Regions from separate parts of the Homo sapiens genome. Here region 2 is linked to region 1. Evidence: read pairs that join two places in POLR2A ChIA-PET (ENCODE). Cell type or tissue: OCI-LY7. All regions are shown on one strand.

Region 1 (5,000 bases):
TTTTCATATTTCTTCATAATATTTGACTGAAAGCAAGCTGTGGATCAGTATCTAGACCAAAAATCACCAAGGTTTCCAAAAAGATGGTAGTCAAGTCTGAAAATATTTTTTATTTCGATAATTAAAAAATACAAATAAAATAACGATTTTGGGAATTCAACTGTTTTTGTTAACTTCTAACTGTCATGAATCAAAACAGATACTAACATTTTTCATAAGCACACTAAGCGAATTCCTACAATGACACACTATATTAGGACATGTAGGATTCTATCCCAGGCTCTTCCTTATTATTATGTAATTTAAAGATTAAATTATAAAAAGTAACATCTGAGAATCTACAAAAAAAGATACGCAATTATATCTCTCCTTTTCTGTTCTACTCAACAATCTAATGACTCTTTATATATAATATGCAAACAGAAAATATCTTTCCTTGAAATGCATACACACACACACACACACAGCCTAAGCTCTTTGACACCTTATTTTTTTACTCTTTTTATAATGTTCCATACTTATGGGAGAAAGTTTTTAAGTCTATAACTTAACCACCTTGTTATCCAATTGTAAAGATTATACTTAAGAAGGAAAATGGGGCCAGGTGCAGTGGCTCGTGCCTGCAATCCAGCACTCTGGGAGGCTGAGGTGGGTGGATCACCGGAGGTCAGGAGTTCCACAACAGCCTGGCCAACATGGTGAAACCCTACCTCTACTTAAAAAAATACAAAAAATTAGCCAGGCATGGTGGCGGGCGCCTGTAGTTCCAGCTACTTGGGAGGCTGAATCAAGAACATCACTTGAACCTGGGAGGCAGAGGTTGCAGTGAGCCAAGATCAGGCCATTGCACTCCAGCCTGGGTAACAGAGTGAGACTCCATCTCAAAAAAAAGAAAAAGGAAAATGGAATCGAAGGCACCCTGAGAAGGAGCTATGTAACTAGAAATACTTTTTTTTTTGACAGAGTCTCGCTCTGTTGCCAGGCTGGAGTGCAGTGGTGCGATCTCAGCTCACTGCAATCTCTGCCTCCTGGGTTCAAGCGATTCTCCTGGCTCAGCCACCCCGAGTAGCTGGGACTACAGGCGCGTGCCACCATGCCCAGCTAATTTTTTGTACTTTTTAGTAGAGACAGGGTTTCACCAGGTTGGCCATGATGGTCTTGATCTCTTGACCTCGTGATCCACCTGCCTTGGCCTCCCAAAGTGCTGGGATTACAGGCGTGAGCCACCGCACCCGGCCAATACCTTATTATTAATGTTTCCATTTCAAAGAACACTTCTAGAGGTTGACATGGGTATTTTAATTTAATTTGTTATCATTTATTATTTACTTAACCATTATTTATGAAAAATGATTACTAAAAATAAAGCCATAAGAGTTCATTTCCCTTCTTTTATCTATAAAGCTTATTACTTAAGTTTACAAAAATTATGAGTTTTTAAAATCTTATTTAACCATACTGACTAATCTTCCCATTAAAAAAGTGTTTTTTGAGAAAGGGTCTCACTCTGCTGCCCAGGCTGGAGTGCAGTGGCTCCATTATGGCTCACTCAGCCTTGACCTCCAAGCTCAGCCTCCTGAGTAGCTGGGACCACAGGTGTTCACTAACACACCCAGCTCATTTTAAAATGTTTTTTGTAGAGATGAGGTCTCACTATGTTGCCCAGGCTGGTCTCAAACTCCTGGGCTCAAGTGATCCTCCTGCCTTGGCCTCTCAAAGTGCTGGGATTATAGGCATGAGCCACTGCACACCTAGCCCCACAAATGTTAACAAACAAACTTTCAACATTCACAAGAAACCTTTCAGCAACATCTAATATTGTGTACATTTTTAATCAAACTATTTTAAAAGTCTGATGTTTTAAAGTATATAAAATTATACATAAAAGTGATCAGGATTTCTGAAACCAGCAAAACCCATGTGTTGTAAAAGGGACAATCAAGTTTCACCTATAAGGATATAACAGTAAGTTATAAAGGTAACAATAGGTGACAATCAAAAATAAAATAAAATAAAATAAAAATCTTTCCAAGGCTCCACTAAGAATAAAACATCTTCTTTTGTCTTTTGTACAACTTTAAAATTCTACTGTTACTGGATAATTTTATATCAAACATAATATTATACCAAATATAAAATTCAGAACTGTGATCTGAATCAGCTACAAAGTAGGCAACATTTTTTAAAGTTATTTGCTCACAACCCTGCACCTGGAAACCAGTTACACTAAGAGAGATTCTGTGCCTCATGCCTGAATCTCAGACGTGAAAGCAGTCATTTGTTATTGTTCGGAGCAACAATTATACTAGATCGGTTCATGATAATAACAGTTTTTTAAATGATGATAATGCCCAATATAGGTAAAATCATTCTAAAAAGTGTCTGGGGGGTTAAGAAAAAAAATCTAGTCCCCAAGGGCAAGTGCTGTCACAGTGAATACTTTAATTTGCCTTAGTGTCAGAGATGTTAATTCAGAGATAATTAAACAAGTATGGTTTTATCGACCAGTTCAATTTTATCTATGTAGCATTCCTTCAGTATAATAGATAGTACTTTTCTTCCAAAGAACATGATCTTTGCTTAAAATGCTGAAACTCTCTTTAATCCTAATGCAGTTACATGTTATTCAAACATCTGCTAGAGTATCTTTTAAGAAATCAAAGCTTGATCATACATAGAATTCTGATTTTTAAAAACAAGAGTTTAAAGAATGAAAAGAGCCATAACACAAATAGCATATTTTGAAATAATCCATCAAATACTGTAAAATACTTTCCACTCATTATACTTAAAGCTAACTATATGTACTTCCAGAACTCTCATATAAAGGCGAAATAAGTGCATGAATAAAAGAAGTAGGCAAAAACAAATCTGTCACAGACATCTGGCACAATCAGCATTAACAAATCTAAATGTTCAACAATTAAAATGTTGAAAAAAGCAAAGTGGAGGTTTTGCTCACTCACAAGATCATTAGGAAACTGCACATCACAATTACTGTTTAGCTCATAACTATAACTATTCTAAAAATAACAAAGACTGCCAAACTTACCTCAATAAAGTCCAATATTCCCATCTGTTTCCCTTTCCTAAATAAACTGAGGAATATTTGTTTATTAGTTCTAAATTATCTACCCTCAACATACTTATATCCAAATGTCAACAAAAAACTTTAATTCTTAAGTATCTTAAAAAACATACTGATTTTACTTTGAAAATTCACCCTTATCTTTCAAATTTCCACATCTCTTAAAAAATACATCTTTCTACCTTTAAGTGTTTGAAACAACCAGAAAAATATAACCTGTGAAGAAATGTGTTTGAATGGAAAAAATAACACATTTGGTCAAAGGTAATAAAAAAACAAGCTTAATAAATTATTAAAGAGCTATGTTACTCAAAGAAAGGTAAAAGATTAAAAAATATTTAGAAAGGTAACATGGAAACATCCATAGCAAGCATTATAACCATATCAGTGATAGCAGAGAAAGTTATTAATATCATTTTTTAAACTTCCAAAAATGTTTTAAGGTAGAAGTGCAGGAAGCAACAAAATATTTTTGGCTTTAGTTTTCAAAGTATTATGCTCCATATGTATATATATATATATATATATATATTTTTTTTTTTTTTTCCTTTTTCTTTTTTTTGAGACAGAGTCTCACTCTGTCACCCAGGCTGGAGTGCAGTGGTACGATCTCAGCTCACTGCAACCTCTGCCTCACGGGTTCAAGCCATTCTTGTGCCTATGTCTCCCAAGTAGCTGGGATTACAGGCATTCGCCACCATGCCCAGCTAATTTTTGTATTTTTAGTAGAGATGAGTTTCTCTATGTTGGCCAGGCTGGTCTTGAACTCCTGACCTCAGGTGATCCACCTGCCTTGGCCTCCCAAAGTGCTGGGATTAGAGGTGTGAGGCACCACACCCAGCCTTATATTTCTATCCCAAATTTGTTCCTCTATAGCTTCCCCTAACATAAACAATTAAAAATATATAAGGACTATAAAGAAGTTTTTTTTTGTTTGTTTTTATTTTTAAATTGTATTTTTTTTCTTTTCTATTATGCCCTGCCTGGAAACTGCCTTATTTTTTACTGGTTAAAAACCAAATCACTGAACTAGGTAGTGAGAAAGTAATTTAAATTAAAAATTTTTTGAAGGTGCTGTACGCTTCCTATACCCCTGTTTTTGTTACAATATCCATAGTAAACTCCAAAAATCTATTGAAAGAAAATATAGACATGATAACTGAATGATAAACTTTTTAAAAATTTTTCTTTCCTTTTTTTGAGACAAAGTCTCGCTCAGTTGCCCAGGCCGCAATCTCGGCCCACTGCACCCTCCACCTCCCAGGTTCAAGAGATTCTCCTGCCTCAGCATCCCGAGTAGCTGGGATTACAGGCATGGCCACCACTCCCGGGTAATTTTTGTATTTTTCTGTGTAGACAGGGTTTCACCCTGTTTGCCAGGCTGGTCTCGAACTCCTCAGCTCAGGTGATCTGCCCACCTCAGCTTCCCAAAGTGCTGGGATTACAGGCGTGAGCCACTACACCCAGCCAAGTTCTGCTTTTAATAAAAATTTACAGAAGGTATAATTCAATCTCTGTGCCTATTAAGATCAGTAAGAATGACAAGAATACAAAAATCTATACATTTGTATCATGAGAACCAAAATACTTTTCATTAAAGAACATTGAGGATAATCCAAGTATGAAAAGAAAAAACAAGTATTAATAATAAAAAATACTTCGAAACTCCTTTCTGAGCTAATATTTATTAGCTTTTAGGTGATAAAATCTCTTGGATGAGGTGTAATACAAAACCTCCCTTTAGGAAGATTCTTCTCCTCAGTTACAAATTATGAATTTGATCCTTCTGACTAAACAATTAGAGACCTTATTTCAGTTTTATAAATCTTAAAATGTCTTTTAGAGAATGTTTAAAGAAAAGTATTTTTCAAGATAATTTTTCTTTCTAGGCAACAATTGTTTTTAGAGGTTT
Region 2 (5,000 bases), 110 kb before region 1:
CTAATCGTAGTGGCTCATGCCTGTAATCCCAGCACTTGATCTCTCAGAAGCAAGAGGATCACTTGAGACTAGGAGTTCGGCACCAGCCTCGCCAACATAACAAGATCCAATCTCTACCAAAAAAACAAAAACAAGCAAACAAAAAACTCTTATCCTCTGCAAAAGAGTATGAAAACACAAGCCACAGACCAGGAGAAAATATTTGCTGAGCACCTCTCTGATAAAGGATTTGTATTTAAAATATACATAGAACTCACAAAATTTAATAAGATATGAAACAACCCAATATAAAAATGGGCAAAAGAAACGAACAGATACATCAACAAAGAAGACACACAGATGAAAAAAAAACTATGAAAAGATGCTCTACATCATATGTCATTAAGGAACTGCAAATTAAAACAGTGAGATACCACTACATACCTATTAGAATGGCCAAAATAACCTACGGCCATGCCACCCTGAACATTCCCCATCTTGCCTAGAATGGCCAAAATCCAAAGCACTGACAACACCAAATCCTGGAAAGGATGGGAAACGGCAGGAACTCTTATTTATTGCTAGTGGAGACACAAAATAGTATAGCCACTTTGGAAGACAGTTTGATGGCTTTTTGTTTTGTTTTGAGACAGGGTCTCACTCTGTTACCCAAGCTAAAGTGCAGTGGTGCGATCATGGCTCACTGTAGCTGAAACCTCCCAGGCTCAAGCAATTCTCCCACTCAGCCTCCTGAGTAGCTGGGACCACAGGTGTGCACCATCACATGTGGCTAATATTTTTTTGAGACAGAGTCTCACTCTGTTGCCCAGGCTGGAGGACAGTGGCACGACCTAGGCTCACTGCAACCTCCACCTCCGGGGCTCAAGCTATTCTCTTGCCTCAGCCTCCCTAGTAGCTGGGATTGCAGGTGCACACCACCACGCCTGGCTAATTTTTATATTTTTAGTAGAGACGGTGTTTCACCATGTTGGCCAAGCTGGTCTTGAACTCCTGACCTCAGGTGATCAGCCCACCTCAGCCTCCCAAAGTGCTGGGACTACAATGAGTTAGCCACCGCTCCTGCTCACACCTGGCTAATTTAAAATTTTTGTGTGTGTGTGGAGAAGAGGTCTCCTTATGTTGCCCAGGCTGGTCTCAAACTCCTGGGTTCAAGCAATCCTCCCACCTTTGCCTCACAAAGTGCTAGTATTACAGGTGTGAGCCAGCACACCTGGCTACAGTTTCTTAACAGATGGAAAAATGAATCCACACAAAGGGAAAAAGAGCATCAAAAATGGCATTGGGGCCAGGCGCCATGGCTCACACCTGTAATCCCAGCACTCTGGGAGGCCAAGGTGGCCTCGGATCACCTGAGGTCAGGAGTTCAAGACCAGTCTGGCCAACATGATGAAACCCTGTCTCTACAAAAAATATAAAAAGATTAGCTAGGCGTGGTGGCGTGTACCTATAAGACCAGCTACTCAGGAGGCTGAGGCAGGAGGATTGCTTGAACCAGGGAGGCAGAGGTTGCAGTGAGCTGAGATCACACCATTGCACTCAAGTTTGGGAAACAGAGCACGACTCCATCTCCAAAAAAAAAAAAAAAATGGCATCAATTTTCAACTTGTGATGGGGGATTTCCTGATTGTCTCTTTCCAGAATATCTTTAAGGTCAAAATATTTTCGTAATAATACTGATGTTGTTGCCTTTTCACTCTCATTCTCTCACAAGCATAAGTGGAGTTTTCCAGTGTGATATGGGAACAGATTGAATGCGGAGGCAGACATGAGAATCTAGCTTTCTTCTATTCATCCAGATATTCAACAGATTTGTTAAAAATGTAAAACAGCCACTCATCTCACAAACATTTTCTTTCTGAAAAAGTTATTTTTCATAGACATGTTATTTCTGTTAATGTGTCCTCTTTTATTATTGTTTCTAAAAATTTATGTTTTAATCTTTCTTTTATTTTGAGACTAGGTCTCACTCTGTTGCTCAGGCTGGAGTACAGTGCATGATCATAGTTCACTCTAACTCGAACTCCTGGGCTCGAGGGATTCTCCTGTCTCAGCTTCCTGAGTAGCGTGGACTACAGGCATGTGCCACCACACTCAGCTAATTAAATTTTTCGTAGAAACAGGGTCTCGCTATGTGGCCTAGGCTGGGCTCAAACTCCTGGCCTCAAACAATCCTCCCACCTCAGCTTCCCAGAGCTCTGGGATTACAGGGTGAGCCACTGCCTGTTTTAATTTCTTTTCTTTTTTTTTTTTTTTTTTTTTTTTTGAGACGGAGTCTTTCTCTGTCACCCAGGCAGGAGTGCAGTGGCGTGATCTCGGCTCACTGAAACCTCCGCCTCCCAGGCTCAAGCTATTCTCCTGCCTCAGCCTCCCGAGTAGCTGGGATTATAGGCACCACGTACCACCACACTAGGTTAATTTTTGTATTTTTAGTAGAGATGGGGTTTCATCATGTTGGTCAGGCTGGTCTCGAAATCCTGACCTCGTGATCCGCCCACCTCAGCCCCCCGAAGTGCCAGGATTACCGGCATGAGCCACCACGCTTAGCTGCCTGTTTTAATTTCTAACCGCAGCAAATAATCCACACCAACAGGACTCTTTGGCATTCTCAATAATTTTTAAAAGTAGTTAAAAGGTCCTGAGCCCAAAACGTGTGAGAGTTGTTGTTCTAGAGTAACTAGCATTGAAAGTTCTTTCACAAAGCTGACTGCAAATAAGGAAGATTTGGTGACACATAGAACCAGGTGGTAAAAATACAGGATGAGGGAAGGGCTTTCGAAATGGAGGCAAACAGAATAGGATCAGAAAATCTGAGCTGGAGATTAGTACAAAAGGGAGGAGGGACTAAATCTTTTATTGTGTCTGGGGTGTAGATCATTTACCTGCTCACTGTAGACTCGTGCCTGACAAATATAATTGCCTGGCAACCTCGGCTATTAGTTGTTTGAGACAGAGATATGATTGTAGATTCTGGCTGTATGTAATAATAATACCTCTTAAATTGCATCTGGCACTTAGGGACGCTGTCTAAATCCCTTGTGGCATCATTATTCATAGTTGCCTTCTGTGTTCATTTTACTTATAAAGAAATTGAAAACTCAGAAAAGAGTGTGTGGCTTTGGATTTAGGTAGCCCCGGATTAAAAATCCTGCCTAATGCTGGCTTCATCCGCTGTGTGAGAAGGTAACCATTTCAAGCCTGCACTGCTGAAGGAAGCACCAGTGTTCTGGCAACACCTCCTGTGTCCTGACTTTGGCTTTGGTTCTCACAGTGTGGTTTCCTCTGTTCTTTCCCACCGTTTGAGCCTGATTCTCCAGCTTTTCCAGTAAGTCTTGGGGCCACTGAAACTTTTACAATAAATTCATTTTCTTTTTACAGCAATGAATGAGGGTTCCAATTTCTCCATGTCCTCATGAACACTTGTTATTAACCATCTTTTTTTATTATAGTCATGCATTGCATAATGACATTTTGGTAAATGATGGACCTCACATATGATGGTGGTCCCATAAGACTATAATGGAGCTGAAAATTTCCTATTGCCTAGTGATGTCATAGCCATCATAATGTGGTAGTGCAATACATTACTCACGTGTTTGTGGGGATGCTGGTGTAAACAAACCTGTGCTCCCAGTCATATAAAAGTGTAACACGTGCTGAGCGCTGTGGCTCACACCTGTAATCCTAGCACTTTGGGAGGCCGAGGCAGGCGGATCACCTGAGGTCAGGAGTTCGAGACCAGCCTGGACCAACATGGCGAAACCCCGTCTCTACTAACCTACAAAAATTAGCCTGGCATGGTGGTGGGCCCCTGTAATCCCAGTTACTCGGGAGGCTGAAGCAGGGAGAACTGCTTGAACCCAGGAGGCGGAGGTTGCAGTGAGCCAAGATGGCGCCACTGCACTCCAATCTGGGCAACAGAGAGAGACTCTGTCTCAAAAAAAAAAAAGTGTAACACATAAATTATGTATAGTACATAACACTTGATAATAAATGACTATGTTTCTGGTTTATGTATTTGCTATCCTATACTTTTTATCATTATTTTAGACTGTACTCCTGCTACTTATATATTTTTTAAAATTAACTGTGGAACAGCCTCAGGCAGGTCCTACAGGAGGTATTCCGGAAGAAGTCATTCTTATCATGGGAGATGACAGCTCCATGGATGTTTTTGCCCCTGAAGACCTTCCAGTGGGACAAGATGTGGAGGTGGAAGACAGTGACACTGATGATCCCGGCCCTGGGTAGGCCTAGGCTAATGTGTGCGTTTGTGTCTTTGTTTTTAACAAAAAAACTTTAAAAGTTTAAACAATTGAAAATAAAAAGAGAAAAAAGCTTACAGAATAAGGATATAAAGAAAGAAAATAGGCCGGGGGCAGTGGCTCACGCCTGTAATCCCAGCACTTTGGGAGGCCGAGGCAGGCGGATCACAAGGTCAGGAGTTCAAGACCAGCCTGACCAACATGGTGAAACCCCGACTGTACTAAAAATACAAAAATTAGCCAGGCGTGGTGGTGCACGTCTGTAATCCCAGCTACTTGGGAGGCTGAGGCAAGAGAATCGCTTGAACCTGGGAGGTGGAGGTCGTAGTGAGCCAAGATCATGCTTCTGCACTCCAGCCTGGGTGACAGAGAGAGAGACTCCATCTCAAAAAAAAAAAGAAAATATTTTTGTACGATAGTACAATGTCTTTGTGTCTTAAGCTAAGTGTTATTACAAGAGTCAAAAACACTTAAAAATTTTTTAAGTTTATAAAATAAAAGCTACAGTAAGCTAAGGTTAATTCATTATTGAACAAAGATAGTTCTTTATAAATTTAATATAGCCTAAATGTACAGTGTTTATAACGTCTACAGGAGTAGTGTACGGTGATGTCCTAGGCCTTCACATTCACTCACCGCTCACTCACTGATACCCACAGCAACTTCCAGTCCTGCAGGCTCCATTCACGGCAAGTGCCCCATATAAGTGTACTATTTTTTATCTTTTATACCATATTT

Evidence for each region. ChIA-PET counts read pairs that join two places held together with the same protein. Peaks named below come from ENCODE experiments on the same cell type or tissue, not always from the same donor. Only the 100,000 strongest peaks of a DNase experiment are listed, where the experiment ranks them.
Region 2: POLR2A ChIA-PET joins it to region 1 with 7 read pairs; 2 of 35 experiments call an interaction of 5 or more read pairs at or near these places.

Annotation. Positions count from the first base shown.
Region 1 is chr3:170,122,910-170,127,909 of GRCh38, forward strand. All of the region lies in intron 8 of PHC3 (polyhomeotic homolog 3), which reads right to left. Among named protein-coding and RNA genes, the nearest start is that of PHC3, 56 kb to the right of the region's middle. In OCI-LY7, no CTCF peak of the experiment used is centred here; no DNase peak of the experiment used is centred here; H3K4me3 peaks cover 766 bases; H3K27ac peaks cover 3,179 bases.
Region 2 is chr3:170,010,017-170,015,016 of GRCh38, forward strand. No RefSeq gene overlaps it. Among named protein-coding and RNA genes, the nearest start is that of GPR160, 25 kb to the right of the region's middle. In OCI-LY7, no CTCF peak of the experiment used is centred here; no DNase peak of the experiment used is centred here.